2 separate regions of the Homo sapiens genome follow, and region 1 is linked to region 2. The links are chromatin contacts, found by Hi-C or POLR2A ChIA-PET in ENCODE. All regions are on one chromosome and are shown on one strand. Each heading gives the region's core, a stretch centred on a gene start or an enhancer-like site at or near the end of the contact. The rest is flanking DNA. Distances are from core to core; before and after follow the strand shown. Region 1 overlaps ADGRD1 (adhesion G protein-coupled receptor D1). Region 2 overlaps STX2 (syntaxin 2).

Region 1 (3,501 bases), core at 65-2,564, 270 kb before region 2:
GTGCACCTGGAGGGCTTGCTGGTGGAATGGTAAGGAGCCCATGCAGAAGGACCCAGCAGGCTTTGCCCACCACCCTCTCCTTCTGGAAGAACTGCACAGGCTGGGAAATCAGAAGGGATGGTGACAATTTTCTGGGTCTCTAAGAGGATGGTACTGAGGATGCATGCCCTCCCCACTCAGCCAGAAGACACTGGTGAACCACAGTATTGCTTGGGGAGTCGGGGGGGCGCTGCTGAACAAACCAACTTCCTTGTTACTCCTGGGCAAGGCAGGACCCTCTTCTGCCTCCAGGATTAGAGGGGTCCAGGGATGGGTGGAGGGGCCTCTCCTTGGAGCCCCTCCAGCCTCCACAGTTACCCCCACCCCCATCAACAGGGCAATAGACCGTCCTGCCCCGGTGCCCACAGCCACAGGACTGAACCTTCCTTATGAAGAGTGAATGGAAGGAGACTTGTGGCCATGAACGGGTCAATGCTGGGATGGCTGCAGTCCCAGGTGCAGTAGCCAGGCCTGCTCCACCCCACCCCACTCCCACTCCACTCTCAGGGGTCCTCAGGGCCAGGACATCCCTAGGGACCTCATACTCATGGCTCACTGTGACTTCACTCTGTCAGGCAGTGTTTGGGGCTGGGTGCTGAGGCTGGGTACTGAGGCTGTGTACTGAGACTGGGTGCTCAGGGCTGGGTACCGAGGCTGGGTGCTCAGGGCTGGGTGCTGAGACTGGGTGCTCAGGGCTGGGTGCCGAGGCTGGGTGCTGAGGCTGGGGACTGAGGCTGGGTGCTGACGCTGGGTGCTGAGGCTGGGTGCTCAGGGCTGGGTGCTGAGGCTGGGTGCTCAGGGCTGGGTGCTGAGGCTGGGTGCTGCTGAGGCTGGGTGCTTGGGCCTGAGCTGTGCTTACTTCTGCCTCCTCATCACCACCACAGCTCCACAAGGAAAGGGTCCCACCCATGTCACAGCGGGGAAACTGAGGCTCAGAGCAGGCACCTGCCCAAGGCCACCTGGCACATCACTGGGAGGGACCTGTGTGTCCAGCTGGCTGGGAGGCAGAGGGGCCACTACTAACCCCAGCTGCATGCAGGAGGTGTTATTGGGAGGTGGTCTGGCTAACATTCACACAGAGACCCCGTGGAGGGAGCCTGTTTCTGACTTGAGCTGTACATGCTGCGGCTGCCGGCACTGCAGTTGGCACAGTCCCGCCTGTGACACACCCTCGGGACCGCAAATACAGCTCAGAGTGGTTCTCACAGCTCCCAGCAACACCGTGTAATTCAGGCCCCTGCCACTGCCCGCCCTGTGCCCTTCCCTGGAGCCAGGGCCCATCTGAGAGGCTCAAGGCTGCACCTGGCTGGGTAACCGCGGGGCACGGGGCCTAGAACCATGGGTCTGGGCGGAGGCTGCACTGCCGTTCCTGCCTCAGGAAGGCGTGGTGTGCCCCCACGGTGCCCTTCCTTTCCCACCCATAGCTAGATTTAGAAATGCCCAGAAAAGCCTGCAGTTGGTTTCAGGACACGGACTCCTCTGACTCAGAAACTACAACCTCAAATGCCTCCTGAGAGGCAGGGCATCAGCTCAGGAGGCCAGTGGGGGCCTGCAGACATAACCACCAGGTGGGACTGTGCTGCCAAAACAAGCATCCTCCCTCCCACAGTTCTAACCCAAGTCCTTCTCAGTGCATATGTCACTTTCCCACCAAGACAAGAGCAGGAAGCATTTCACTGTCTCCTAAAAGCAGAAGAGCGATGCGAACGTGATGAGGAGGGGCAGCTGCTTGTGGTACGGGGAGGCCATGGGGACCGGGGGGCCCTGGGGACCTCGCCCTGAGTGCAGGGGTGGTAGCCACTCGCCTCCAGCATCGTTTCCAGCCAGAGGGGGAAGCCCAGCGTGGCCACATCTTCCTCTTCTTGTTTTATTTAAAAAAAAAAAAAAAGAAATCCCAAATTTTAGATAAAATGTCTGTGTTTTGGAATACTGACAACCAATTTTTAAAAATTTAAGCCTCTGTGGGCTAGGAGAAGCCCAGTCACTGGCCAGAGTCAGCCTTCAGACCACGGTTCATGACCGTCCTATTGAAATGCTTTTTCCCTGTGACCACCAGGCCCCAGGAGCGGGTGCTCGGGGACTGGCATTCCCAGGTGCTCCTGTACTGGCACAGGGCTCCTGCACCCCCCAGGTCAGAGCCACCCCAAGGCAGGTGCCCATGCCTGGGACGCTTCCCATGCCTGAAGCCTGGGAAGTGGCCGCCTGGGAGGAAGTGGCCACCTGCAGGAAGAAAGAGCGCACCGTGGCGGGCCCTGGGACTCCTCCCAACCTCCCACACGCTCCTCGACCACTGCCCTTCCCACTGGGTGCAGCCTTGGCAGGACTGTCTATCAATATCGGGGGCTCTCCCACCTTAGACAACCAGACCACCTCCCTGGCCTGCACACCCTGAGCGGGGAACACAAGCGCCAGGAGTAGGTGCAGCTGAATTTTCCCTAAGGCCAGGCCCAAATGCCTTCCACGGCACCAGTCCCCATGCCCAGCACCTTCATTGGGTGTGTGGCTTCAGCAAGAAACGCTGAGTAGTGCACGCCTGAGCCCTCCTCTCGGTCCCTGGCTGAGCCAGCCCACACCTGCATCCACCCCTGTGTTAACCTCAGGTCCTCACTCCCTCGCACCCTGCCAGCCAGTCCTTAGGGAGGACAGAAAGTTGAGCTCCCACCTACCTGCGGCAGTACAGACCAGTTGTGCCAGCATGACTGGGATCCACCGACTAAACCAGCACGCATGTGGCATTCTGGCCTCCAAGGAGAACACATCTCTTTCCCTAAGTTCCTCTCCTCTTGTGGAACAGACTCACTCCTCCATACCCTCATTCATACAGCAAACACAGGCATGGGCGTGTCTCAGCACCCGGACATCAGGAAGGCGCAGTGAACATGAAACACCACCCCTGGGTAGCAGGCCTCAGAAACACCTCTGCCAGCAGGCTGACTTTACTCATTTGATCATATCACACAATTCCACACAAATACACACCTGGGTCAGAGCCCACAGGCTGGTGTTTACAGTCCTTTCTCTCCCCAGCTCCTGCCACTGCCTCACCTCTGTGGCCCCCTCCTCGCCCCGGCCCACTAACAACCTTGAATGCACTGCCCGTGCCTTTCTGATAATCACATACCAAGATACAAATGTTGCATATTTAAACACATATACAGAAACACACCCACGCATAGGGGATTTTGGCGTGGCTTTACAAAAATGGGATATGTATCACTCTAGTCTACGTCTTGTCCTTTTCACACAATGTTACCTTGGAAATCCCTGCAAACGCACTGGCATGGTGACAACCCCATTCTTTCACAGTTACACCGCGTTTCGTGACTTCATCATTCCTCTTTTAGTATAGAGATGAATAATCTCCCTTAGCGTGGATGTATTAGAATTTACACAATCATTAGTGTTATGTTTATTCATGCTTCTGTTATTTCTACTATAAATAATGTCAATATTCTGATTTTA
Region 2 (3,707 bases), core at 958-3,457:
AACTCAGCGTTAGGGGCGTGGGAGCTATAGAGAAGAGAGTTTCATTGCTCTGGAATGATAAATATTGAAAGCTTTACAGGGGACATGGATCTGAGCAAGCCAGAGATTACAAATAGGAGTCCACACATCATGGTGGGGGGAGTTACTATGTTAACAACGTTGAGTCTTTGAATCCATGAAAATGGCCCCTACCTCCACGACACAGGCCGCCTTTAATGCCGGTCTGTGCGGTGCTGTGGGTTCCGAGGAGGGTCGCGCACATCTTTCGTTGTATTTATTCCTAGGTAGTCAATGTTTTGATGTTAATGCAAGTCGTATGTACTTTATTTTTTATTTATCTATTTTTTTTTTTATTTTGAGACGGAGTCTCACTCTGTCACACAGGCTGGAGTGCAGTGGCACAGTCTCGGCTCACTGCAACTTCCGCCTCCCGGGTTCAAGCGATTCTTCTGCCTTGGCCTCCTGAGTAGCTGAGACTACAGGTGCCCACCACCACGCCCAGCTAATTTTTGTATTTTTAGTAGACATGGGATTTCACCATATTGGCCAGGCTGGTCTTGAACTCTTGACTTTTGTGATCCACCTGCCTCGGCCTCCCAAAGTGCTGGGATTTCAGGCATGAGCCACCGTGCCCAGCCGTATCTACTTTAAATGTCATTTTCTCTGTTTGTTGTTGGTATATAGAAATACAATGATTTTTGCATATTGGCCTTGTACCCCTTGCCTAATCAGTTATTAATTCTGATATTCTCTGTAGCTTATGTTGGATTGTCTCTGTACCCAGTCATGTAATTGTGAATAAATAGTGACCGTTTTTTCCTTGCAGCTCTTATGCTTGTTAGTTTTAACTGATTTATTTAGCTGACCTCCAGTACAGTATTGAATAGAAGTGGTGATGGGGGCACATGTATTCTTGGTCTTGGAGGAAAGTTGCCAGCAAATACATTTTTTGTTGGAATATTACTTAGTGTAGCCGTACGTTGAAAAAATAAGAAAGTAGTATTAAATTGAAAAAGTGCATTTTAAAATTTTATGTATCTTGTAAAATAATATTCTGAGCCTCTGTTTATGCCCTCTCAGTGACTCAGAAGTGTGTTTCCCAAAATGTTTCTGGAGCCGCCGTCTCATGAGCTAGTCCGTGCAGCCAGGGTGCTGCCTGCGGCCAGATCTTTCCGGGGACCTCTTCGTGCCGTCGCCCAGCCCCTCTTGGGAAGTTGCAGTACCCGTAGAATAATCAAGGCTCTGAGAAGGCTTCCTAGAAGGAAGCCTGTTTAGCTTTGTTTAGTGTTTCACACATTTATTTGCCCGTAGGACCTTTTATGTAACATCTGTTAACATCATGCTTAATGCTTAGGGAAATTATATTTGAATAAGTATCCGCATTTTTTTTTGAATAATTTACCTCCAAAACATTTTTGCTGCCAAGTCATAGCAGAGAGAACTATTTTTTGAGTAAATTTAGAACTGTTACTGTTTCATGATAGTCCCTTTTGGGCTCTAAAGAAAACCATTGCTTTTTTGTGTTTTGTTTTGTGACAGAGTGTGAACCAAAATGTAGGCAGCAGCCTCCAGCCGCTTCCTTGGTCAGTCTTTAAAAAGCAAAATGCAGTGATTCCTCTCTCCCAGTGATGGGCCCGGGGTAACGCAGAGAGGGACAGGCTCTTGGCCTTCCCGCCTTGTTCCTAAAGGAAGAGGGGAGGGTGGGAGGGAGGAAGGGGGACTACTGTGCTCCGCCTCCCGCGTGTCTCCCTATTCTCGGGCAGGCGCTCTGCTTAGGTCCCGGTGAGCAGGGCGATCCCCGGGCTGCTGCCCTCCCGGAGGTCCCCCGTCAACCTCAGGACCCGGGGCAGGGCTGGGCACGGCGGCCGCCAGGTGGCGCCAGAGGCAGCCGGTCCTGGGCGGGTCCCCGGTCCCAGCACCGCCCGCGCCGCGCCACCTGCAGCCGCGGATCCCAGGGCAGAGAGGTGGACGAAGGACCTTTTACCTGCATTTTTCTTTTTTCACTTTCTACTTTTGTATTATTTCTTTTTTCTTTTGTATTAAAAGAGCGTCTTTGCAAAACGTAGAAATTTCAGGCCCTCCAAGACGCGGATCCAGCCCTGCAGGAGCATGAAGTGTGTGTGATTCTGGTTTGGGTTTTAGTGACGACGAGGCTGGGATTCCCCCTGCAGGACGGCGGGGATTTGATTCGCTCCTGCAGTCAGCCGTCAGCCTGGCTTGCACCCTGTGTTCGGGTGCGGTCGTCCTTGCGGCTGCGCACGCTCCCGTTTTCTCTGCTTCCTGTTCCCTCAGCCGTTCCCTGGGGCTCCGCTCCGAATGCGCTGGGGCAGCGTCTGCACCGTCTGCACCGTCTCCATCGTCTCCATCTCCAGCGCCGCCTGCTCCCGTGCATTCTGTGCTTTTCCGCGGGAAATCAGACTCATGGAGACCCGGCTCCTTGTGCGGAGGCCCCTGAGGCCCTGGAGGAAGCCGCGCCTCTGTGGCTCTGGATTCAGATCCTGTCCCACCGGTTATCCCTGTGTGGCCTTGGACGCATCACTTAACCTCTCCCGGGGCAGTTCCCACACGTGTGAAATGAGCTAGTGGTGGCATCTGCCTTCCAGTGCTGTTGTGATTCTTCCTCCCCCGCCCTCTCCCCCCCACCCTCCAGAGGAGTCTCCCTGTGTCGACCAGGCGAGAGTGCAGCTGCGTGATCTCAGCCCACTGCCACTGCAGGCTCAGCCTCCTGGGCTCAGACAGTCCTCCCACTGCAGCCTCCCGAGTAGCTGGGATTACAGGTTTATGCCACCACGCCCAGATAATTTTATATATATATATATATATATATATATATATATTTTTTTTTTTTTTTTGTAGAAACAGCGTTTCTCACTGTGTTACCCCTCTCCTGTCCCCTCCCCTGCAGGGCATGGGGACAGCTCACGGGGCCTTCTCCCTTCAGAAACGAAGCCGCGCGTACTCCCCGTAAGGAGCTGCGTGGCCAGGCTCCGGCATCCCCTCCCACTGCAGGGCCTTCCTGGGGAGTCTTGGCTCCGGGACCCCTGCCCTGCTTCAGCCCAGCTGCCCCCACCACAGGCTGGGACCACCCCACCCGAGGCCTTCCTGCCCTTGCGGTTCCTCTCCCCTTCCTTCTTACCTCCTTCAGTGAAGATTCGCTATTATCTGAAATTATCCTCAGTTTAGTATTATTCTCGAAGGATATTTTCACTGAGTAGAAGATTCTAGTTTAGAAGTTGTTTTCTTTCACCACTCTGAAGATTTAAAACATATTTTTCCAGTGTCTTTTGGCTTTACTTTTTTTTTTTGTCAGCTAATTAGAGCTTTTAAGATATTTGGTTTTTGGTCTTTGGTTTTAGCAGTTTTACTGTGAAGTTTTGAGATGTGGTTTTCGTTTTCTTTTTCCCTCTTCTTATAAGGCTTCTTGAGTCTTTGGACTGACGTTTTCTGGCTGTGTTTTTGAAAAACTTTGGCCATTACTTCTTCAAGTAGCATCCTTGCTCCGTTTTCTGTCATCTCTCTTTGCGGCTGGAATTGTATGTCTTTAGAGCGTTTCAGTGTATCCTTTCTGTCTCTCCTCTTTTGTTCTCTATTTTTCATCATTTTTTCTCTATATATTTTATTTTGAAAATGTTTTCCCTGACTTATCGTTTGATTTCTCTTCAGCGATTGTCTTTCAGGTCAGGGAATCTTTCTTCATCTATGGAATT

The links. A loop is a pair of places that touch in the nucleus more often than their neighbours do. ChIA-PET counts read pairs that join two places held with the same protein, here RNA polymerase II (POLR2A). Pooled maps may share reads with other maps.
Region 1: a pooled map shows a loop between it and region 2 (2.5-fold over the local background). The contact joins two enhancer-like sites. A Hi-C loop is called at or near these places in 1 of 168 maps with a recorded cell type or tissue (CD8-positive, alpha-beta T cell), 4 of 37 single-sample maps with no recorded cell type and 8 of 50 pooled maps. POLR2A ChIA-PET finds 5 or more read pairs at or near these places in 1 of 52 experiments (activated CD4-positive, alpha-beta T cell).

The regions. Positions count from the first base shown.
Region 1 is chr12:131,091,309-131,094,809 of GRCh38, reverse strand. All of the region lies in intron 15 of ADGRD1 (adhesion G protein-coupled receptor D1), which reads right to left. Among named protein-coding and RNA genes, the nearest start is that of LINC01257, 72 kb to the left of the region's middle. RefSeq lists enhancers at 2,712-2,871, 3,332-3,431. Within about 2 kb of position 1,314, at least 3 of the 41 ENCODE cell types and tissues checked have a DNase peak (open chromatin) inside an H3K27ac peak, as active enhancers do.
Region 2 is chr12:130,817,316-130,821,022 of GRCh38, reverse strand. The region is part of intron 3 of STX2 (syntaxin 2); the gene reads left to right. Among named protein-coding and RNA genes, the nearest start is that of STX2, 20 kb to the left of the region's middle. RefSeq lists a silencer at 1,733-1,972. Within about 2 kb of position 2,207, at least 20 of the 41 ENCODE cell types and tissues checked have a DNase peak (open chromatin) inside an H3K27ac peak, as active enhancers do.